Linked DNA regions of Mus musculus: regions 1 and 3 are each linked to region 2. A link is a loop called in an ENCODE intact Hi-C map of the cell type or tissue named here. Cell type or tissue: heart. All regions are shown on one strand.

What was found. Peaks named below come from ENCODE experiments on the same cell type or tissue, not always from the same donor. Only the 100,000 strongest peaks of a DNase experiment are listed, where the experiment ranks them.
Region 1: it touches region 2 in a loop (2.5-fold over the local background); 5 of 42 quality-filtered maps call a loop at or near these places.
Region 3: it touches region 2 in a loop (2.2-fold over the local background); 13 of 42 quality-filtered maps call a loop at or near these places.

What each region holds. Positions count from the first base shown.
Region 1 is chr1:153,727,317-153,735,316 of GRCm38, reverse strand. C230024C17Rik (RIKEN cDNA C230024C17 gene) reads left to right here. Exons shown (of 3, transcript NR_046171.1): 2 at 3,323-3,447. Among named protein-coding and RNA genes, the nearest start is that of C230024C17Rik, 6.5 kb to the left of the region's middle. In heart, no CTCF peak of the experiment used is centred here; a DNase peak (open chromatin) is centred at 4,476; H3K27ac peaks cover 1,923 bases; H3K27me3 peaks cover 1,606 bases.
Region 2 is chr1:153,676,010-153,684,009 of GRCm38, reverse strand. The region is part of intron 5 of Rgs8 (regulator of G-protein signaling 8); the gene reads right to left. Among named protein-coding and RNA genes, the nearest start is that of Rgs8, 27 kb to the right of the region's middle. In heart, no CTCF peak of the experiment used is centred here; a DNase peak (open chromatin) is centred at 4,669; H3K27me3 peaks cover 2,063 bases.
Region 3 is chr1:153,738,742-153,746,741 of GRCm38, reverse strand. It overlaps Rgs16 (regulator of G-protein signaling 16), which reads right to left and starts at 6,389. Exons shown (of 5, transcript NM_011267.3): 1 at 6,230-6,389; 2 at 5,769-5,879; 3 at 5,061-5,122; 4 at 4,613-4,779; 5 at 1,274-3,108. The coding sequence starts at 6,273. The coding sequence ends at 2,887. In heart, CTCF peaks have their summits at 4,138 (motif pointing right) and 7,096; DNase peaks (open chromatin) are centred at 3,751 and 6,431; H3K4me3 peaks cover 1,555 bases; H3K27ac peaks cover 809 bases; H3K27me3 peaks cover 2,538 bases.

The DNA.
Region 1 (8,000 bases), 51 kb before region 2:
TTCCAAGGCCCTGAGAAATCATTTAGAATAAAACACTCCAGAAGAGGGGAAAACTGAGGCCTACCATTTTACAAGTGCCTGGAAGGCAGGAGTTAGATCTCTAGTTCTCTCTAAGACTGGGCACAGAGCTGCACAGTCCTGTAGGTTCTGGGTGAGACTGTGCTCCGTTTTCAGGCACCTGTCACCCTGGAATTGGAGTCAAGGAGGTGTTCTAACCATCACCCCACCGCACCCGTCTGTCACCCATCCACCAACAGGAACTTCCAGCAGGGTGTAGCAAACAGCCCCCAGCTGTGCTTGTGGCATAGTGGAGACCCAGGACAGATGAGGAGGGAGCACCGTTCAGATCTCAATGTCAGGATGGCAGGACTCAAAGATGCTCACAGAGGAGCTTTCCATGATTAGCTGTTTGTGTCCCAGCCCAGAGCAAATTGGACCATCACCCCTGGTTTGAAGGACACTCAGGTCCTCTTCTTGGTCTGAAGCTGCCTTTGTGATATAGGTGCTTGCTTAGGCAGAACTAAGATGACCCCAAGGATGCCTCAAACCCCAAATCTTAATGCCCTGCACAATATCCAACACAATACACGTATTCACTAAATATCAAATCTATGAATGAAACAAAGGGACAGCAACAAACTCAAAGAACACTAACACCCTTGGAGAGTCTCTGTCAGCCCTGCCTCCCAAGGGTCTTTGAGTTTCGAGCCCTTCTCTGCTGAATTTCCTTCTCTCCAGGCAAGTTTCTGGAAATGGGTCCCAGAAGGGTTAGATTATGCAGTGAAACTCAGTGCTAGGCATGCCCCTAACATGGACAGCCACTGTAGCTTTTGGAGTTTCATGAAACCCAGCAAAAGGAGCCAAATCAGGAAGAAGAGCAGATAGCAGGGCTGGAGCTAAAATCAAGACAAGAAGCACACCTGGAGCTTGTGCAAATTCTCCTTGTCCCTTTAGTGTAAAACTCTCAGAACATCTCACCTCTTTTGTGTCCCCTGGGGTAGTGGTGGGGGTGGGGGTGGGGGTGGAGGGAGGGTCATTCCTAAGATGCCTGTATCAGGATCCCAGCCAACTTGCTAGGAAGATTTCCGTGGCACTACCAGAGTACTCCAGACTCTGTCTTGGCATAAGGAAAACTACTGTTTTTAGGGACCTCCATCACCCACCACTTAACTCCCTGCTTTAGAGACACCCTGCTAAAGATGGAAAGATAGTTGTTAAGAGTAAGAGACCACCTACCTATAGTGACACACCCAGGCTACAGGGATGTCAAAACTGGGCCCCAGAGATGTCCAAAAGATCCAAACCCAGAACTACTCAATGCTGACCTCAGAACAGCTTGGGGCGAGGCCCTGGGTGTGTCCTGATCATGGGGTGATGTCTCCACACTATCCTGAAGCTCTCCTAAGCCACGGCTGGGGCAGGAGAACAGCAAGCGCCAGCATGATTATCAATGGCATCTTCAGACATAATGCAAGAGGCACTGGAGGGCCATGCCCTGAGAGTCAGGGACCCTTGCCCTGAGAGCCAGGGACCCTTGTACGACACCCCCTCCATGTTGGAGCCATCACTCCCCTGACAGGGAAAGTGGGATGAGGGATGAGGAGGGCTGGCACACGGTGGCACAGGTTTCACAGGAAAGCAGAGACTCCCCACACAGCCCCTGTGCTGGTCATGATGCTGCGACCAGCTGTAAGCAAACGTGCCTCTCTCAATGCGCCCACAACACCTGAGCAGAGGGATTCAAAAACGTGGATTGATGTGTGAGCAGCCGGGAGGCTGGGTCTGGCAGCCGGGGAGGGGGAGGGCGGGAGTGAGCCACAGGAACAGGTGGGCCTTTCACCAGCTCCCAGGCCATCCGCCCCTGACACAGCAGCTGTCCCAGAAACAGGCCCAGGTGGACAGAGGGAGGAGCACGGCAGGGGGCCCATGATGTTTTGCAGAGAAAGAAATGAGCTTTCCATAATGGGCCCCACACATCTGAGCAGGGGCGACATGACACGCGGGGAGCTGTGTGACTGAGCCTCTCCTCCCCACCCACCAGCAAGCAGCTGGCTCAGCTGCTCCAAGGCCACCAGGGAACCTTCTGGATCCAAATCCCCAGGCTTCTTCAACTGCCTGGCTACAGTGTTAATAATGGTGACTGTGAGCGTTTAGTGAACGGTACATCTGAGTTCTCCATGCCCCGCTTCTCATAGTCGCACCGAACCCTCCCCCAGCCTCTGAAGGAGGCACGGGGATTGTGGTTTTCAGGTCGGGGAAACTGAGGCACGGAGAGGTTAATTGAGGAACAGACAGAAGGACCAAGCTCTGATCCCAGGCTGTCTAATTGCAGTACCATCTCAGTCAGTGATCCACTCTGCAGACTGCCCAGGCCCCGTGTCTTACTGTTCCAGAAAGTTAGTTCTTGGGCCGAGCTCCAAGAAGATTCCTGCAGTAAATGTTTTCTTTCACATACTTATAGCTGGTCTTCACTTCTCAGAAGGGGTCAGAGAGAGCTGAAGAAATGAGCTTTCAACTTCCCAAGTGCAGTATACAGAGGGCCAACACTGTTACTCCCAGGAGTAACAGGCCTTTGGGGCAGCCCTGCTCATCCTTTAGAGCAATCATCTACTCTAAACATACTTCACTTATCCAAGCGCTTTGAAGCCCTCAGTTGGGAGTCTGGAATTTCACACGCAAGGGCTCATCTAATGCTCACTAGGACTTGTCCTCCACCCCCCATCTGTGCACTTTATTGATAACAGCAGGATTGTGACCTGGACCCTTAGCTCTGCTCCTACTCTGGCCTTTACCAGAGTCTATCGCTGTTGTTTCCACCACGGCCCACAGGCTGATGCATCCTCCACTCAGGTCAGAACCTGTATTTCCACCTGAAATTTAGATGTCTTCATATGTAACTTATCTGAAGTTGATTTGATGTCTTCCATGCATCTTCCCACATCCGATGTCACTGCATGGGTGGCATTAACAAACAATAGTGCTTCTGTTCGGCTGCCTTTGAAAACCATCTGGGTTTTTTTGAAAGCCATGCTTGTAAGTCCAGCGCTCTGCAAGTGGGGACAGGAGAAGCTTGAGGTCATTTTTGGCGCTCTCTCTCTCTCTCTCTCTCTCTCTCTCACACACACACACACACACACACTCACACTCAAGAGCACGTGCCATGGTGCATATATAGAGGTCAGAAGACAACCTCAGTTGTGGCTTCTCGATTGCCACCTTGTTTGAGGCAGTGTCTTTTTATTGTTTGCCACTGTGTCCACCAGACTAGCTACCCCTACAAGCTCGCAGGGGTCCCCCGTCTCGGCTTTCAATCTCTTTGTAGCAACAAAGGGACTGCAGATGTATACTACCATGCCTGGCTTTGACATGAGTCCCGGGGATCCGAACTTGAGTCTTCAGCTTGTACAATAAGCATTTTATCAGCGGATCTATCTCCTAAGCCCAGAGGTGAGTTTCATAATATCATACTTTTTTCCAAATGCTTCAGCTACATGTCTAAATATATGTATACATTGGTATAAGTCTATATCTGCTCTTCTATAGCTCAAGAAAAAAAAAGGGACCAATATGCAAATTCTGGGGGAGGGGCATTGTTGAATCTAAGTAATAGGCATTTATAATTATTTCTCTACTCCCCTGCATGCTTGAAATTCTCTCTAATAGAAAAACTTCCTTCCGAATCGCCCCCTGGCAATGCAATTTACCTTTCTCTCATTCCCTAATAGTATATTAATTAAGTGCTTAGAAACCTTCTACAGATCATTTCCTCTCACGAAGCTGTACTTGAGGAAAAACAAGCCCAAGGATGGGGACTCCACCAGGGTTCCCCATAATCAGCCCTTCCTTGCTTCATTCATGAGCACAAGAACAGCATCTTGGCCCGATAGTAAATCGCTCGTGACTGAATGAGTTGTGAATGAGGTAACGTGATATAAAACACAGGAGAACTGTACTGTCCTCTGTGATTAAGTGGCTGTGTGGCCATGAGCAATCACTAACCTCTCTGTGCCTCCTCTGTCTTCTCATTAGCAAGCAAGACTTAATAAGAGCTGTTTCCATCAACAAATGGGGGAAAGTGGTTGAAAGTACCCTGAGAAATGAATCTGTGTGTTCACTTTATTTTTGTTATCAAGATGTCCAAAGAAAGATTCTGAGACAGGGTGAGTGTGTTGAGGGTGTGTGTGTGGGGGGGTGCTACTTTCTGTCCATGAAGGATGGGAATTTCCACTCAGCTGGAAGTAGCACACTCCTGTGGCTCTGGCCTCATTGTCTCTCACCTCCTGCCTTAGCCCCACCTTCCCTTTTCTCTAACCAACTGACAAGTGCTGGGAAACACAGGGAATCTTAAAATAGAGCAACAGATCTCTCCAGCTCACAGCCTAAGGCTTGGCTGGGCCGGGGACTTGTGCAGAACTCAACAATTGGCTCACATGGCCCTGTGCTCCGGAAGAGCCAGGCCATGGAAAAAGCAAGCACATGCCTTCCAGAAAAGGGCCATCATCCAGGATGCCGTGTTTGGTTTGGCTGCCCATCTGAGGCCCTGCTGCCTGGGATGCTTTGGCCTGGAGAGTCTTGTGCCTCTGGGGATCCAGCTTACAGAAGGACCAGCTCTTCCTGGAAATAGTAGCAGTCCCACTGGCCCTGAAAAAAATGGGGTTACAACAAGAGGCCCTGGAGCAGGGTTGGGGCGAAGGGCCCAAAACTCCTTTGTTTGAAAGGTGCTTGACTTCAAGCAGAGGATCAGATAAGAGATGCTTATGTAACTAAACATGGATGGATACTCTGTGGGCAAATGGAGAGCCACCTTGAAGAGTGAGTGGACCCAATGGGTCCTGAGTAACCAACTGGCAAGCTTTCAACCTGACTCTTAGAGGAAAAGTCACTACATGTGTGTGTGTGTGTGTGTGTGTGTGTGTGTGTGTGTGTCTGTATGTGTGTGTGTGTTTATGTATGTGTGTGTGTGTATGTAAGTGTATGTGTCTGTATGTATGTGTGTGTATGTGCCTGTGTGTATGTATGTGTGTGTCTGTATGTGTGTGTGTGTTTATGTATGTGTGTGTGTGTGTGTGTAAGTGTATGTGTCTGTATGTATGTGTGTGTATGTGCCTGTGTGTGTGTGTGTTTGTGTGTGTGTTAACCTTCCCACCACCACCCTTCCCCCCCAAAACCCCAACTGTTCTGTCACCTGAGTGTCAACTAACCTGGTAAGGCAGAAGCTCTGTGCCAAGCACTCCCTGGATACATCTGTGCCTTTGATCCTCACAACTGAAAGGCACAGGAAATACTCTTAACCTGCTTTACTGATAGAGGAGCTGACACACACACAGCCCCACATCTTCCCGTGACAGAGCCAGGATCCAAAGCCAGCTGCTGGCTACAGCTCTCGTGGGTGTCACACACAGCTCTGCCAAGCAGCTAGCAGGCCCTGACAGAATATACCCTTAGACTGACCTGCATTCTCACAGTGAGGTTGGGACTGAGAGGGACTGAGGAAATATCACATATCACTAATAGTTGATTAATGCCGTAAAGAAGGTAGAAGTTGAAGGGAGCACCCCCCCCCATGAGGCATTCTGAGGAGGGAACTGATGGAGTCTCTAAGGATAAAGAAAGACAGGCTTTCTTCTAACTCAAAGAGAAATATGTATGAGTTTTGGATAGCCCACAAAATTTTCTGGGTGGTTCAGAAAACATAAGAACAAAGCAAGGCAGTGAAACTCCTCCACAAAACCACTTCGATGAGGCACAGCAGGTACTAGGCCTTTGGGCTAGACACCTAAGCCTCCTCCACAGCCAAGCAGTGGAGACACTCCCCAAGTGTCCCCCCAGCCTTGGCTGGCCCTAGAAAACTGGATGTGGTAGCTACCTCTGTCCACAAAGTGGATCCTCTACCATCCCTCCTCTTTGAACCACCAAGCTCTGATTCAAAGGCCCAGCGGGGTCTGCCTTATTACCACCCATGCTGCTATGAAATCTGTGTTGGACAGACACACAGCTGCAGGAGTTCCCAGTCCACTGAGTATGAAGGGTGGTAGGGCATAGAGGATACTGTAAACTACCCACTCTTATCATTCATTCATTCATTCACTCATTTAGTGTGTGTGTGTGTGTGTGTGTTCGTGCGCACGCATGCACTTGTGCAAGTCAAAGGACAACCTTAGATGCTAATCTTACCTTGTTTGAGTCCAGATCCCTTTTTTCATCACTGCATAGACTACTCGTTAGCTGGCCTGTGAGCTTCCAGAGAATCTCCTGTCTCCACCTCCCACCTGCTATGTAAGAGCACTGAGCTTATAGACATGAGTGCCACAGCTTTGGGTGGGTTCTGGAATTCAAACTCAGGTTCTCGTGTTTGCACTCTGCCCACTGAGCCACAACCCAGCCCTACTTATTTCCTGAGGTTGGGTCTTCCTACCTAGCTCAGACTTACCGAAATCTCCTGATCGTCTAGCGTCAGCCTTCCAAATACTGAGATTATGACCAAGGGCCAACCCGCCTGGCTCATCCACTCTACTCTAAACTGTGCCCATCCTCAACATACTTACGGACACACCCTATTTTGTCTAATGTAGCCTCTTCCCTTCCCTGGGTTGAATTACAGCCTCTTGTCCAATAAAAATAGCAGCTACTGATTTTGAGTTCTTATTTGATGCAAATCCTTCGAGATACCGTGCAGCCTCTGTGTTCTCCATTTCCAGATGCAGAATCTAGGGCTTTTGGGGGACAAAGGAGCTTTTTCCCAGTCTCTATGAACCAACAGACAGAGATTCGAAACTGACTGTGCTAGATAGTTTCATGGTCAACTTCACAAGCGAAAGTCATCAGACAGGAGGGGACCTCAATTAAGGAAACCCCTAAATTCCTAAGATTGGGTCATACACAGCCTGCAGGGCATTTTGTTAATTCGTGATTGATATTGGAGGGCCTAGCCCTTGTGGGTGGTGCCATGCCTGGGCTGGTGATCCTTAGTGCTACAAGAAAGCAGGTTGGTGTGGTGGCACACGCCTTTAATCCCAGCACTCAGGAGGCAGAGGCAGGCGGATTTCTGAGTTCGAGGCCAGCCTGGTCTACAAAGTGACTTCCAGGACAGCCAGGACTATACAAAGAAACCCTGTCTCGAAAAACCAAAAAAAAAAAAAAAAAAGCAGGTTGAACAATCCAGTAAGCAATACACACATACACACACCCTCTGCACCAGCTTCTGCCTCCAGAATCCTGGCCTGTTTGAGCTCCTGTCCTGACTTTCCTTAATAATGAACAGTGATGGAGAAGTGTGGGCCCATAAGCCCCTTCTTCCTTGAGTTGCCTTATGTCATGGTGTTTCGCCACAGCACATCACCTTAACTAGGACACCAAGCCTGGTTTGTAGTTCTTTTAGCATATGCTCCCCTCCCAAGGAGCTGATAGGAAAAACTGAATATCAGCAGCACAGAAGTGACCGCACCTCCTCCCCATCCAGGTGTCTGACCATGGTGCACAGGGAGAGGGGAGAAGAGTTCACTCCTCTGGACAGAGGGCACAGACTCTACAGCCCTTCCAGCCAAAGTTCAGCACCAACTACAACAGACTCACGGACAGCTGGACTCTGAGTGCCCAACATCCCCCTCTACCCTCTGAACCTGGCCCTCTGGTGTCTATCACTGAGTGGGGCTCAACTGTACACAGAGAGACTATGACTCCCAGCTACTCAAGGGTCCCGTGACTCACCAGTTTTCACTGCTATTGTTGATATCCAGTGACTTTTCAGCCATCATTGACCCCTGGGAATTCCAGATTGATGCTATATTCTCTACCCCTTCCCTTCTTAGCAAGCAGAGACATATGCGCCAATAGTTAAGTGGGCCACGGAAGTGCAATACCAATGAATTCCTAGGGGAAACCATAAAGTGAAAAAATACTGTTTGATAGAAAAGATTATTCTCTAAAACATTTCTATCATAGACTGGATTTTTTTTCCTTTTGCTTTTTATTAATAATGTTGCATGCATAGTCACCTAGTG
Region 2 (8,000 bases):
GTCTATAATTCCATAACCCCAGTGGAGGGGAGGTGGAGGAAGGACAATCAGAAGGTTAGGCTCAGCTACATAGTGAGTTCGGGACCAGCCTGAGGAGATGAGAGCGGGGAGAGGGAAAAGAAGGAGGGGTGGGGAGAAGGGGGAGGGGAGAGCAGAGAAAGGAGCTGAATCAATGGCCCCCGCTGCATAGCTGGGGTGAACCAAGATGCCATCCCAGGTCCACAGGACTCCAGAGCAAGATCTTGACAGCAGTGTTTGTAGGAAGGAGAAGAGCAGGTGAAATGAGTGCTCGAAGAGCAAGAAGCTAGCATTGGGGAAGGTAGGTTTTAGAGAGGGACTGAGAGGAAATGGTAGGGCTTGCCTTCCTTAAGAATGAGAGTAAGCAGCAAACGAAACGGTGGTGATGACAGAATCAGTCGTGGCGGGGGCGGGCGGGGGGGCATATTCGAGATGCATCCAATTGGATAGCCTTGACCTTTATTCATTTGGGGTGAGGTTGCTGGGAACGAGGTCCAGAACTACAAGCACAAAGAAGTCATGTGAAATCACTGCCTCGCTTTCCAGCCTCTGTAATGTAATGAGCGTGAAGGAGTCCTATAAAATAACGGATTGTGTTATGATAGGTGCCACATGTGCTATAGGGGAGACGCCTGGGAGAGTGGCAAAGAGTCAGAGCAGCCAGAAATGAGCCTAAGTGCAGCAGGGAACAGAAAGCAATCGTGATGGCTTAGACTTTGATTCCTGGAGAGAGCTTCCATGCCCGAAGAAGGGAACAGAAACAGATTCTAATTTGGGAATGTAGCCATCCTTCAAAGAGTCCTTGACCCTAGGGAGCAGCAATTTGAGAACTGGAAGTTAGAACAAAGAAAGGCAGAAGAACAGAAGTTTTAAAACAGCGCTGGAGTCAGAATATATGCCTTGAAACACTCTCCGAAAGTATTTACTGAGCACTGACTTTGGCCACACCAAGTGCTTTCTGAACCTCGTGGTAGATCCATAGCATAGATCTTGATGACTTTACCATTTGAGAAAAGAGAAAAACACACCTTAGGGAAGGTACATGACTTGCCTTGGTCATGTGATCCATTGGTGGCAGGAAAGCCAAGTTAAGAAGCAAATATTAGGGGGCTGCAAAGGAGGCTTAGCTGTATAGAGCATTTGTTGCTCTTGCTGAGGACATGGGTTTGATTCCCATCACCTACATGGTGGCTCACAACCATCTGTAACCCCAGTCCTGTAGATCAAACTCCCTCTTCGGACCTCTTGGGACACAAGACACACGTGGTGAACACACGTACGTGAAGGCAAAACATCCATACACATAAAATAAATAAATCTAAAATAAGAAAGATGTCAACATTAGCATCTGTGTTGGTGGTTTCATCTCCAGACCTCTAGGACCTGGGGCCTAAGGGTTGCTGAGGTGGAATGACAGAAAGGAGCCCCACGCAAGGCAAGACAGGGAGCCATGAGGAACCCTGTGGATTCCCTGTCTACGAGCGACAGCAGAAGCCAGAGGGATGGAGAAGTAAATGAAGAAAGCCACTTAGGTGGGAAAGAATCTAGTTCCAAGAACCGACACATAGACACAAAGATGGGCGTGGGCCTCAGAGTTTGATGAATTACACTGTGAGGAACTGAAGGAACTGCACAGGTTGGGAACCTGAAGGGATGTGTGTGGCAAACTCTCAGGTGGCTCGGCAGCACCCCTGGCTGGGCAGGCAGCCTGCCAGAGAGAGCCACGCCTATCCACAAGTGGAAGCAGCAGAGGCCTCACTTGACACCAGTTTGAGCACAACCAAGCCCCCACTCATGTGCACAACACATTCAGCCTTACTGACCTCATGGTCCTCACGGGAGAAGGCCAGGGTAGATTGGAACACCCTTTCCAAGGAGAGTTACTGCTCTGTCCTGTACTCAGACCTGCCCTCCTCAGACATCCTGTCTCCTCCTTCCCCTCAACACCGTCACTGCCACACACAGAGGACTTACTCCAGGCCACTGTCACCCTAACTTTATAGCCCGATACATCATGGAATCAATGTGATTAAGAAAAAGGTCCTGGAGCAAGAGAGGGCTCTGTCAATAAGTGCTCATTGCACAAGCACAAGGACCCGAGTTCAGGTCCTCAGAATCTTCGTAAGATGAAACAAAAAGCAGGCTGGCCAGCCCAGCCTATGTCAACGAGAGACTCTGTTTCAATAGAACAAGGTGGGTCCTGACAAGACGCCTGACCTGCAACTGCATTTGCACGCATGTGCTTGTGCATCTGCACATGTATGCACACAAACATACACACACACACACACACACACACACACATACACAGGGGCTCTGGTTTTGAATCCTATATGACCTTGGGAGAGTACTCTAACATCTTAAAGCCCAAGATGGAAATCTAACTTGTAAAAATGGAGACCATTCGGGAACTCACTGCGCTGTACGGATCAAGTGAAGCAATCTATGCAAAATTGCTTGGTACTCACTACGAGCAGTCAATAGTGCTAGTCGTAGGCTTGGTTTACAAAAGGAGTGTGAGATCTGAGCATAGAACTGCCTGTGGTCACTAAGCCAGTAAAAGGAGCAAAGGAGATTTGCCTACACATCTGGGTGATGTTAGAGCACGCCTGTCCTCTCTCCAATGACCACTTTCTTCAAAGAGGGGATGAATGTTAAACCCCGGTCAGGCAAACACACTGAGCATATGTGTGCCACAGCCCTGCAAAGGTGCCATTTGGCTCACAGGCTTGGGGCTGGTCCAGCTGGAGGACACCTCCCATCACCTTTTCTATGGTGAGAACTGAGGCTATTAGGAACCACCAAGAGCCTGGAATCTACCTAAATTCTTTCCATCCTGCAACCCCAACAGTCAGCCTACCACTAGTGGTTCTTTCATTGAGAGAAAACTAACTTGTCCTTCTCAGCATCCCATTGTACCTTCCTGGGCATCCTTTCCAGCCTTTAGCCAGGGACCACAAGCATCCTTGGAAATACACTGCTCTCTTCTAGGCATCAAATCGATTGGTTGCCTGCTGTTCAGGATGGGATGGGGAGTGGGGGTGGGGGTGGGGGTCGGCAAGGGCTAAACCCAGGCATTCACTCCACTTTGGAGTTGTCAGGGATTTCAAGGGAGCGTTTGAGGGGCCAAGAAAAGAGAAATAACGGCCCTGTTGCCATGGACTCTCCTGGTGTCTGGACCTGAGAAGCAAGAACAGACGGCAGCAAAGGCAGCCATCACAAAGGCCGGCAGATGCACCTGCCCTCATCCCTTCTCAACTCACCCACATTCTCTACCCAATCGCTCTCAGCCACAGCCTCCTCCCCCTACCCTTTTTATGCTCCCAGAACAGGTGTCACTGCAGGTAGGCCATGGAGGTTCACTGAGCAAAGAGACATTCCACCCAAGAACAACCGAAGTGAGTGGTGGGGGTGGGGGAGTTCTGGGGATGCAGGAAGCACCAATGCTTCAGAAGCTCCGCCTCCTTCTGCCAGCAGCCCCGCCTCTTCCTGCCAGTAGCAGATGGCAGGAGGCAACAGCATCCTCAGGACAGACCACTTGCTCCAAGCCTGGTCCGAGTCTCTTGCTGATGTGTCCCAGCAAGTGAATTACTGGGGATGGGGGACGGGGGGGGGGGGAGCAGGGACCTATTTTTTCTTCTCATTCACTTCTTTTCTCACCATCCTTCTCCCAGTAAGCTTTGCATTGGTTCCTCTGCATCTTCCCTACCCCTTGTCCTGTTTCTTGTCTTTTACCATTTTTCTCCCCTGTCATTCCACCATTCACTTTCCCTCCGGAGGACCCTCCTTCCTGCCTTCTGTTTGTCCACAAACCGTAATTGGTTCTAAATGCAGAGTGTTGATTTATCACTAAACAACTCAGCGGCATCTGCTGTTATCTCTAGGGGTGGCCATGTTTGCATTAGCAGTGCCGCCGAAGCTAGAGACCTGTGTACACTGCACACTAGGTGGGGAAGACTGGAGCTCTGATCCAGACCCCACTCTAGAACCTTACTCCTGAGCTCCCGCACATTTTGGGCAACATGACTCCAACCCCAGAAGCTATTGTGCCCTGGCTCTGACACACAGTATTTGGCATGAGCTAGTGTGTAGAGAGGTGTGGCCTCTCTGTTCTTTAGTCTCCTCCACAGGGTTAAGGGGACTGCAATGGGTTTACACACACACACACACACACACACACGTGACAGGCAGAGCCTGACTTATAAGCAGGGAATGCTGGATACTTGTTCATGACTGTTACTCTCATGTTCTAAGGGAATGCTGATCCATAACTGAATGTTTAATGCTAAATGCAGTCCTGGCAATCAAAGGCAGTGGACGGGCAGTGAACAGTTCAGAAAAAAACAGGAGAGGAGGAGGAGGAGGGAGGTGAGGGCTCTCTTCTAGTTGTTTTATTAGCATTTGACTTAGGCTTTCTTTGAATAACCCTCCCAGGAGTCAAGGCTCTGGAAACAGCACAAAGGTTTTGGGATGGGTGCCTTGCCAGCAGCAGGAAGGGACAGGCATGTACAGTTCAGGATTCCTGGAACAGTGGGCAGGATATTGGCGTCCTTTCGAACAGCCACAGAACCTCCAAGAACATGCCGTGGCCGCACATGCTGCCGGCTGCTGGCTGGCTCCCTCTGATTCTTTCCTGCGGCGTGCTTACATAAGGGGAGAAATTGGGTCACTATGAATGAGCGGTGCAGCGGGTACAGCAGGGAGGGTGGCTTAGGTAACAGTTCAAGGTCCAGCAGCCCCGATTTAGCTGGCAGCAAGGGTGGACTTGAGCCTCCATCAGTTCCCAGGCTCAGGAAAACACAAAACAAACAAGGGGGGAAAACTATTTTTAAACACTGTGTTTACCAAAGTACTCTCTCAAAACCCAGCGTCCTCTTGCATTCCTGATCAATGGGAGAAAACAGTCCATTGAATAGAATCCAAAGTCAAGCCGAGGATAGGAGCCGGAAAATGTGTTTATACAAGCTAAGGTGCATAAGCTACTGGAGAAGACAAAACCTGTTTCCCTCGGAACCAAGCCGCTGGTTTAAATTTTGCAGTGAGAATCACGTCAGGGTCAGAAAATCTTCCTCTGTGTCATCTGTGAGGCAAAGGTTTTGAAGTAAATGACTGTGGCTAATCAAGATTCATGTATGGATTTTACTTAGGGAACAAACTATTGCCAGTTATGAGATCTGCTGGCAAGCAATTGGGATGCTAATTATAATTTCACACTTATGATTACTGGTTTTCTTAAATGATCTCTGGTATATATCACCTGTGTGTGTGTGTGTGTGTGTGTGTGTGTGTGTGTGTGTGTGTGTGTGTGTGTGTGTGTGTGTTAGGATGACAGTATATCAGGCTTCTTCCTCTTCCTAAGATACAGAAGCAGAAGAAAGGCCATACAGAGCTTACAGCTGCTACCCCAATAAAAAAGTACTAAAGGCCAGGTGGTGGTTGCCCATGCCTTTAATGCCAGCAGTCGGGACAGAGAGATCTCTGTGAGCCCAAGAACAGAGTGAGTTAGAGGACAGCCTGGGCTACGCAGTGGATCACTGTCTCAAAGAACAAAACTAAACAACAAGAACCAAAAAAAAAAAAAGTACTGTAAAGCTCACAGATGCTAGTCTGTAGCCTAAAAAAAAATCTCCACATTCAGTATCAAAGAGTAGTTCTCAGATGCATTTTATGGAAGAATACTGCTGGGACCCTCAACCAAGGGAACATACCAGATTTTACCTCCTGGGCTTGTAAAAACTCCACTCCCAGCAGGGTTCTCTCACATTCATTAGGGAAGGTGGGTAGGAAGACAAGAGGGAATCACAAAAGCTCAGGAGAGCTGAGTAAAAAGAAACATCAAGTCACTCTGGGAAGTCTCCCTCTGATCTGCTGCCTCAAGCTGTCCACGGGATCAGTACGCCTTCCATTAGCACAGGCACACAGGACTCACAAAATGCGTATTTTCTCAGTAAGCCAATGTATTATAGCAAAAAATAATCAGACAGCTATCCTTTATCAGGCCTTCTGTGTACCAGGTCACCTCTTTTAGCATTTGGGGAACAGCAACTGTGTTGAAGTCTTACGCCGTACAAGCCTTCCTTCCCCTTTCACAGATGAGGAAAACTGAGGCTCCTTGCCATTAGGTGATGGGCCTGAGGTCACAGAGCTGATGAGGGACAGGAGGCGGGGTTAGGAACTTGCACAGCTGCTTCTCTTCAGACCTTTTATAGGCAATGAGGAGCTGCCCATTGTCCTGGAGCCCCTCCCAGCAAGGTACAAGGGAAGCTTACAGCGGTGCTCTTGTAATTGACAGAAGAGCCGGGAAACTCCTTTTCCACCCATCTCCACTCCACGGAGTTAACTCAGCCTCTGCCTTTTTGTTTTATTCTATCTATCTATCTATCTATCTATCTATCTATCTATCTATCTATCTATCTCTTCCTTCCTTCCTTCCTTCCTTTTCTTTTGACTACCTATGGGATCCTCCACACCACACACATGGGACCCATAATACCCTGATAGTCCATTACAGGCAGATGCTGCCTGAGGCCTCAATGTCCTCCATAGAATACAAAGTTTCTCCAAAAGCCTGGGCTACCCACCCCACCAGAACACAATCCTTTCCTGTTTTGCACACTTGTGCTTGAAAGCAGAGTTTCTCAAGCTTGCCATTTCGGAAAGACTCCTGGGAAAACCATACCCCAGCCTCCAATCCCCAGGGATTCTGGTTCCACAGGTCTGAGATAAGATCTAAAAATGTTCATTTCGTACAAGCTCCTGCAGGTGCTGCTGCAGATGCCTTGGTTCACACTTTGAATAAGACTTCTCTAGAATTTTCTGACTTAAACAGTATGGGGAGAGTCGAGTGATAAATGGAAGCCTGCCTATTTGCCCTGGAGCTAAAGCTTGCCCAGATGAACACTGTAGAGTGTCCCCAAGAGCTGATCATTTAGCTTTTATCTGATCATTGGTTTGGGGGGTCTTTTATGTAGTAGCTGTGTGAACAGCTTAACTTATTTTGTGTTTTTATATCTCAACCATTCCCTGAAGGGGACTAAGTTTTATGCGCCACAGACTTCTCCATTGGCCTTGTTTTACAGAGACGGACAATGATGTTACTGTGAAAGGGCTCTCCGTGGTCTTACTTCCCCTAACCTGACATTCCCTGGGGCCAGTGGGTCAAGTGAATAGAAGCCTTCCATCAGATTCCATACAAACTATTACACAAGATGGCCTTCCACATCAGTCCCCAAGGGAGGCGCTCCAGGTGGGGTCGGGTATAAACCTGCAAGTTACTCAAGTTTTATGTCCAAGGAAGGGAGGGAGGGAGGGAGGGAGGGAGGGAGGGAGGGAGGGAGGGAGGATGGATGGATGCATGCAGGAGCAAGGCAAAGGCAAGAGGAGGAAGAGAGAATGAGAAAGAGAAAGGTAGTAGGGAAAGAGAAGCAGGAGGGAGGGGAAGAGGAAAGCAGGGAGAGGAGGGGAAGGGAAGAAGAGAAAGATGGAAGGAAAGAGGAAAGAAAAGGGGGGAAAGCAAAAAAGAGAATATTTCTTCAGAGTTCAGGGCTAAATATCCCTCTAAAAGCAGGACAAATGAGTGCATGCCTAAACCTCATGGAAAATAGAACTAAAAATAAAAATAAAAGCAAAAGGTAAACACACTGGGGTTTTTCCCTATCTTCAAGTTGCCTGACAGAGTAGATTTCCCACAAACTGGAAGGTTTGGTTCTGTTAGGTATTAGCTTCAGAGCAGAAAGACTTCTAGGCACACACACAAACACACACTCGAGAGCACACCACACACACACACTCATCTCCCTTCAGGGCAGACTGCATGCACAATTCAGATATCAAGTCTAACTATAATTGGACGAACAGGGAAAAGCTTCCAAATTAGCACATATTAGAAACCCATCTAGCTAATGAAGCCATCAGCAGTGGCCATTTCAGTTGCATTTGTTGGTTTTAAGGAAAGCACTTAGCAAGCGCTGACCTCTTCGCTC
Region 3 (8,000 bases), 63 kb before region 2:
ACAAGAACATGCATAACGCAGGAGTCTTTAGTCTGGCAAAAGGAGGTGATGACCTTTTGTCGCATTAAGGAATCGCCATGTTTTTATGTGTGCAAACATCTCCAGCCGTGGAAAATAGGGATTCGGGGCCTTGTGGCTAGCAAGATGGCTCAGCAGGTAAAGGTGCTTGCTGCCAAGGCTGACCACCTGAAATCAACCCCCAAAACCCAAAAGGTAGAAGCCGAGAACAACTCCAGAAAATTGTCTTCCGCCTTTCACATGCTTAGCGTGGGATGTGTGCGTGTGGAGCAGACACACACACCACAGTGTTTCATTGTACCTGGGCACTCCTGTCTCCCTCCCGTCCCCGGTCATGGGCCTCTCTACCCATCTCACATAGACAAACGCCCCACAGTGTAACAGCTCAGATGGCCTCCGGCACCAGCTGCACCAGCTGCACCAGCTGCACCACACATGCTCTCCCCCGTTTAGGATCCGGTCGAGCTGTTGTCTGGATGGTATGAGGTTAGAGCCTGCCTGTTTGTTCCCATATTTTTGCTTAAGCCCTCAGTGTCTGAACCCCTCCTGCTATCACCTGAGAACCCTGGATCTAGGTGTAGGGTGCAATTCTAAGGGGTCTCTACAACCAAGTACTTGAACTCTGATCACACAGAGGACTTGGGGGAGAACTGAAACCCAACAGCATGTCAGATCTGTGTATAAGCAGATATCTATAACACCACATAATTTCTTTTTTTGTTGTTGTTTTTGTTTGTTTGGTTGGTTGGTTGGTTTTTTGAGACAGGGTTTCTCTGTGTATCCCTGGCTGTCCTGGAACTCACTCTGTAGACCAGGCTGGCCTCAAACTCAGAAATCCACCTGCCTCTGCCTCCCGAGTGCTGGGATTAAAGGTGTGTGCCACCACCGCCTGGCTAAATTTTTTTTTCTTTTGAATCAAGATCTCAGTATGTAATCTAAGGCCATTCTCAAACTCCTAAAAGCTAGGGCTTGCAGGCATTCACTACTATGTGCCTGGGCCAGGCTCTTTTCAGGCAGTGAAATCTCAAAGAGCAGGATTTCAGGACTGATGTGACCCAGAAGGCACCAGGCAGAGGAGAAGCCCGGCTCCTTGTGGACTACCCTGCAAAAGCCTTTCAAACCCAGCTCAACCCTTTCGTGCCTTCAGCCACCCACCCCGTCCTGTATCCCCATCCCACAGAATCACCAGAGCTGTGATACCACAGGCCCTCCATACTCCCCTGGACCCTCATATCATCCATACTGTCCTGGGAAATATTGGGATATTATTTTTGAGTTTTATTTTCAGGTTTTTTTACAAGAATATAACATGCTCAAACAGAAAAACAGTGATCACATACACTGCTGATAAAGGAACCCAGCTCCCTTTGTTAACAATAAATAAATATTAACACAGTGGGGAGTCCCGTGTCCCGTTCCCCCCCCCCCCCAGCCCTCAGTGATTCCCAAGGCTTGCAGAGGTAGAGTCTGGTAGGGAGGAGGCGTGATCAGGCAGCAGCTCCAGCTGAGGCTCTTCAGTACAGGCAAACAAACCACAATAAATAACAATAGCAGCGAGACAATCGGCACAACACAACAGAACACAATATTATACTTAAAAGAGTTCTCTCCCGGAGAAACCTCAAGTGCAGAGGGAAACAACCTAGGTCTCCGTCTCGGTGGCTGGTGCTGGAAGTCCCAACTTGGAAAGTTTGTTCGGTAAGACTCAGAAGTGATAGGCAGGCAAGTTGGTTTCCCCCGGCCCCATCCTTCCAGGCAGCCCTCCCCGCACATCTGCAATACTCCCTTGGCTGAGCTAACTTCTGTTCCAGAGCTTTCTTGGTCCTTGACGGGCTTCTCCCCTAACTACAGTGGGCATCTCATGTCAACAGGAAAGAAGCACAAGGCTCCCCTTCCACCAGGGTGAGGGGTAGGAGACACTTTTCCCCATTTTCATACCCACAAAGAGAACTGGTTTGACTTCAGCTAGTCTTTTGGGCTCCTAGATGGATTTTTCAATGACTTCTCTCCCTTAGCTCACCTGCTGGACATGAGTGCTGGCCCCTGTGCCGGAAGTCTCCTTCCTCCCACCTCCCTCCTTAGACCCCATCTTCCAAGGAGCGCAGGGCCCAGTAAGACTTCTCAGTTAGCCCTGTTCACAAGCAGACCCTGCTGCAAAGGTGAAGGCAGGGGGCCACCTACAAGACGGCCATGGAGAGCACCCAGCTTAGGGTCCCATGAGCAGAATGGCTTCTTTTGCAGGATTCATCATTGACCCGGAAAGGGGCTCACAGGCCGGTTTTTTGAGGTATAGAAATCTCATCTGGGCCAAGAATCAGACAGACTCATTGACCTCTGTGAGACGGCAAGAATGAGCACAGGAATATTAAGAAGCCTCAGCTCGGGGGCCCTGGGTGTCCCTGGGAAGGCAAGGGGCAGGAAATGAAGGTTCCACACACACAGCCTTTTCTAGGCCCAGTCCAGGAGTGAGGAAATCAAGACGGGGACCAAAGCCGACTGTCTGGCCCTTAAATAACTGCTCTCTGGCTCCTGTTCTCATGGTTCCCAACCACCCAGCATCCCTTTGTGTGTGCCCTGGTAAAAAGTATAAGTTCTGGGCCACCCTTCCCCCCAGAGCACCCGGCGCAGCCTTGTCGTCAGCCCTCAGTCACAGGTCCTGGAAATGAGGAGTCTCTCCTACACTGGCCCACCACAGTATCTGGAGGAGAGGGGGTTCTTCGCACTCAAGCTGCGGGGATGGATGTCCGTCTGTCCTTCCACTATCCTCTTGCACTTGCTGCACAGGATCTGCCTCCCACACAGGGCAGCTGCTTTAGGGACGGGCGACTCCACCTCTCTTCCCGATGGCTTCTAGGTTGCTGCGGAGGCTCAAGTGTGTGAAGGCTCAGCTGGGCTGCCGCTGGGTGCAGAGGTGGAAGTGGCCGAGGCTTGGGCAGCCAGGTCGCGATAAGCTGGTGACTTGAGGAAGCGCGGATAGGAGTCCTTCTCCATCAATGTGCGGGTCTTCCCCTGAGCCACATCGAAGCAACTGGTAGTGGCAGCTTGTAGGTTTGTCTTGGTCAGTTCTCGGGTCTCGTGATCTATGTTCACCTGTGGGGGAAGCAGGGCAAACCACAAAGGTGAGTGGTGTGGAGTGGGGTGGCCGGGCAGGGCAGGGCGGAGGGGGGGGGAGTTTGGTGAGCAAGTGATGTCACTGAAAGAGTACCAGACAGTAAATAAAGTGACTCCTTTCATATACATATATACATATGCATGTATATATGTGTATATGAGTATATGTGATCTGTATGTATATGTGCCTGCATAAGTGTGTGCACCGCATGTACATAGGAGCCTCTAGAGGCCTGAAGGATCCCCAGAAATGGAGTTAAAGGAGGTTGTGAGCTGCCATGCTGGTGATAAAATATAGGAGTTCTGGATGTATAGTGTGGGGTGACCTATGTCCTCTACAGCAAGTGCTCTTAACCACTGAGCCATCTCTTCAGCCCCACTCACCAGCTTTTCGGGTCTAGGACAGTTCCCACTTCAGACCCAGGGGTTGGTCCTCTGATCTCTCAAGACTAACATGAGGCCTTTTATGAATGCTACTCCTCTGCTGGTTCCAGTCACCACCTCTGCGCTGGACCTGTGTAGTAATTCGGCTCCTGCCTCCCCTCACTCCCACTGTCTGTCTGTCCTCACAGCTGCTAAATCGAGCCCAATCCGTCTGGAAATACCCTAGCTTCCTGTCCATGTCATTCAAAGGAAAAGCTAGAATGGCTGCATCTGGCCACCAGCCATGTGTATGACCTCACCTGTCCCCGTTCCCTGTGGCAGGATGTCCTTCCCTCTCTCGATCCTTACAACTCTTGGCCTTGTGTGTTCTTTCACCGGCTCCCTAATTCTCACTGTGTGCTCTGTTCACATCCCTGGCTTATACTGAATTGGTTCCTGACATCTTCTCCCGTTACAATAGAGTTCCACTAGAACTCTACACTTTTCACTGCTACATCCTCTAAGATAATAAAACTTCCTTGCATGTTAAGTGATACTTATTAAATCGTTACAGAGTAAATGTAAAATAAACAGAAGCAGCCAGAAAACAAGATACAAACACACAGCATTGCTCAGGTGTGTCCACCAGGTGGCGCCACTGCTACTGTGAATAGCCTTTCAGAGGCATTGCAAAAAGAAACAAAAAACAAAAAACAAAAAAACAAAAACCTAACAAACAAACAAAAAAACAACAAAAAAAGTTCCCAAAGGGTGGACACAGATCAGAGTCAGGTTATCCAAAGCCTTTTGTTCCTCTACTTTCTTGTGCTGAGTTTTTGTTTTGTTTTGTTTTTTTAATAACGAATTTACAAATGTTGGTATGGAGAGAAGAACCCCTCCCCCCCAAAAAAATTCTTGCCGTCCCTGTGCTATATATAACACTTTGTGTTGCAAAGTTTAGTGTCCAGCCACTGACTCCCTACCCTTCTCCAACCGTGCAGACTACTGCACTGCAAAGCTAACTCTTCCCTCATTGACCTCGGTTTTCAGTTGGAAAGGAACAGACAGGGTCTGGAGGAGTCAAGGCCGGAGCCGAGTGCTGGGGCACTGGGACACTGACCTCTTTAGGGGCTTCGCTGCGGATGTACTCGTCAAAGATGTGGTGAGCCCTGGACGCCAGTTTGGTGGCTGATCGGATCTTCTTGAACTCCTCGCAGGCCAACCAGAACTCCAGGTTCTCCTCACTGAATTCCGTCTTTAGGAAGGCATGGAAGGCAGCCACCCCATCTGTGGTAAGGGGAGAAAGGAGACAGGTCAGACTAGGGGACAGCTGCGAAGAAAAGACGAAAAGACAGCAATTGGCGTTAATGGCTCTATTTTTAGAATGTAATTTTCCTGAACAAGGCTCTGTCTTTGTGTTCCGAACAGAGGCTGGCACACTGGAGGACTGGGGTTATTATTACTACTACTATTATTTGGCCCCGTGTTTTTTCAGCCTTGCTGGGACAATCTCCAAGCACATGAGCACACACGTGCCTTTCACAGACAGACAACAGGGTCCTACTTACTTTTACTGTTCAGCAGCAAATCGAAAGACTCTCTCCATCCCAGTACATCTTCTGAGAAGCTTCTGTGGGGGGGGGGGGGAGATGGGGGGAGCAGAGATTTTTAAATGAATATTTTTTAATCAACAAACAAAAGCATCCTAGGCTGAAGTTATTGGTTGTCAAAACTAACCTCTCAAGCTCCCATGAAACAGGTTATGTAAGGGGCACCTGGGCATCCAGCAACCGTTGCCAGGAACCCTTTAGTCCTCAGTCAGTATCCCTAACACCGCCTTCTTCTGTAACTAAATGGATTCTAGTCCCAAGATTCTCAACTTTGGTTTGCACACCTCTCCAATGAAGCAGGAGGCTGAGAGAGTCTCTCTATTTACTTACAACCCCAAAGCCTAGCATCACGCCTGGCGTTCCATAAAAGGTGGCTTCTAGGCAGAGTGCTCTAGACAGATGCAGACCCTGCCCTAGCCCTGTATTCGAGTGTTACAACATCCTCAGAGAAACAGGGATGCATGTCCTGCACGCGGGCATCTGCTGGGGGTGGCAAACCTGGACTCTACCACCTCCACAATGGGGCTCCGCAGCCACAGGACAGCAGTAAAGTCTCACTCAAATCTCCAGAGAGAGGTTTCGGGCACCTAGCTAGTCTGCTCCTATTTTCCCTTTCAGGCCTTCTCCCCTCTAAAGCCCCAGGGCTGGACAGACAATAGGACTTACCTCTCTTTGTTATGCTTACTGGCCCACTCGAATTTGCTAATACCCCCAGTATCGGAGCTCAGCTCTGATTTATGAAGAAAGATTCCCAGCCGCGTCTTGAACTCTTTGGCTCTGAAAGAAAAACCATCAAGGTGTAAGGATTCTGTTTGTTTGCCAGCACCGAGAAGTTGGGGAAGGAGGGCCTCCCAACTAACACCACCACCCAGAGTTCAGTCCCAAGAAACCTGGGACACTTGACCATTCCCAAGGCCCTAAGCGCTTCTCTCATTGGAGTCTTCAAGTTCTAGGCCACAAAGGCAGCACTTGGGCTATGCCCTGATAGGTCTTAACACTTTGGGGTCTTTATAGCACAACAAGTTCTGCCCGGCTGTCCCCGTTTCCCCGCGTTCCCAAGGCTGAGGGTTAGTGGATTCGGGACTTGGTCGTCCGGACTGCTAAAAAAAAAAAAAAAATCCTCTTACCTCTCCAGGCAGGTGTTGGGGAAGGTGGCTAGGGTGCGGCACATGGTTGCGGACGCAGGACAGCACGTCGTGGAGAGGATGGTGGCGGACCGGAGGGCGAAGAGGGAAAAGCGAGTAGCAAGTACCAGGCTGCGCAGAAGAGGTCTGGAGAGCGGCACGCGCCGGGCCGGTGGCTACTAAGGCTTTTATCCCCGTGGGGCGGGGCGGGGACGAACGTCGCCGACCAATAAGAGAGTGGGGCTGGGCGTTGGGAGGGAGGAGGCAGCGAGGGGAGTCTGAAGGGGTGGGGCACGACTGGTAGCCCCCAGGGCCTCATCTCAAGCGCACGGGGCTGTCCCCACCCCCAAGGTCGGAGACTTGGGGTGCCAGGAGAAGAGGAAGGCTTGAAGACCAGACATACGCCGAGAGAGAGAGAGAGAGAGAGAGAGAGAGAGAGAGAGAGAGAGAGAGAGAGAGAGAGAGAGACGCCGACCTCTAGTAAAAGCAGGAAAACAATTCAAAAGTGACAGGAGAGGTTTGGTAGGGGGTGGAGAGTTCACGGAGGACAGGCGCATGGGGTGCATTCCAAGAAAAAGTACATCACCACTATACTGCACTCTCTCTCAGGTCAGAACAGGTACCATCCCATGGTCTTCGAAGGTGACGGGAGCCAAGTGAGCTATTCGCCCCCACGGTCATTACCTCCACTTTGAGATGAAGGATCAGAAGATCAGAAAACTAGCGATTTGGCCAAGATCAGCAGGCATGGGCGGAAACATTTACTTAACACAATTATAGCAGAAATCTCTGCAACCGTGCTTAATTGCTCTAATGCTCTATAGTTATAGGGTAAGTCTTGGTGCCTCAATCCAGCTTTGAATTTACCATGTTGCTCCTGCTGGAAAGCAACAGTAACAACAGCTCTGTAACCGGTAAGTGATCCTGAGGCTAAGCAACTGCTTAGTTCCCCTCCTCATCCTGCCTTAAAGGTGCCATTGTCTTCCCGGCTGGCCCTCGGGAGCTCCCTTCGAGATTGCTACTAAGAAGCAGCAGGTAAGGTTAAGGGTAGATAGTTATGGAGTTTCAAATCATGTTTCTGCTGTATAATTATGAGAGACCTTAGAGACTCCATCTTTCCATTTCTTTGTGTCTGGGGTTTAGACATCACCATACTTATTTCATAAGGTGTGGTGGGGACTGAAGACCTTTTTGGAGAGCTGGACTTCCCCAGGGAGCATTCTGTAGGGGTAGCAGGCATGCTAGGGATAATTCTCAGAAACGAACTGAGAGAAGAGCAGAGCAGTTATGCTGCACACAGAGACCCCACCCCACGCCCAGAGGGTCTTCAAGGATGTTCTAGAGTTGTGTAGACCTTTGCAAGTGTCTACTTCTGGAGCTGAGCAGGCCTTAGCATTACCCATTTATTGGACTCTGCTGTGCTGAGATGCCTGACCTGGCTCCAGGTGATGTCTCTGTCAAGAGCAACTCCCAGAGCCTATAACAGAGACCATACCACACTGGTGGTGGCCAGGATAGGGGATCTGGGTGGCATGCCAAAGGACCCGCATCTATATACAAGGCGCTTGGAACAAGACTTGGCACACAATCAAACAGATTGGCAAACAGATAGACTGGAAATCTATGCTGTATGGAATTCTATGCAGTAAGGAAAACAATGTTTTGTCACTTTCAGGATACAGAATTCCATCTCCTAGGGGGCTTCTCCAGCAGTAAGGACTGCTCTATGCTCTGTGAAGTAAAAGGTCGGGAAAGGAAGATGGGAGGGAGTGGG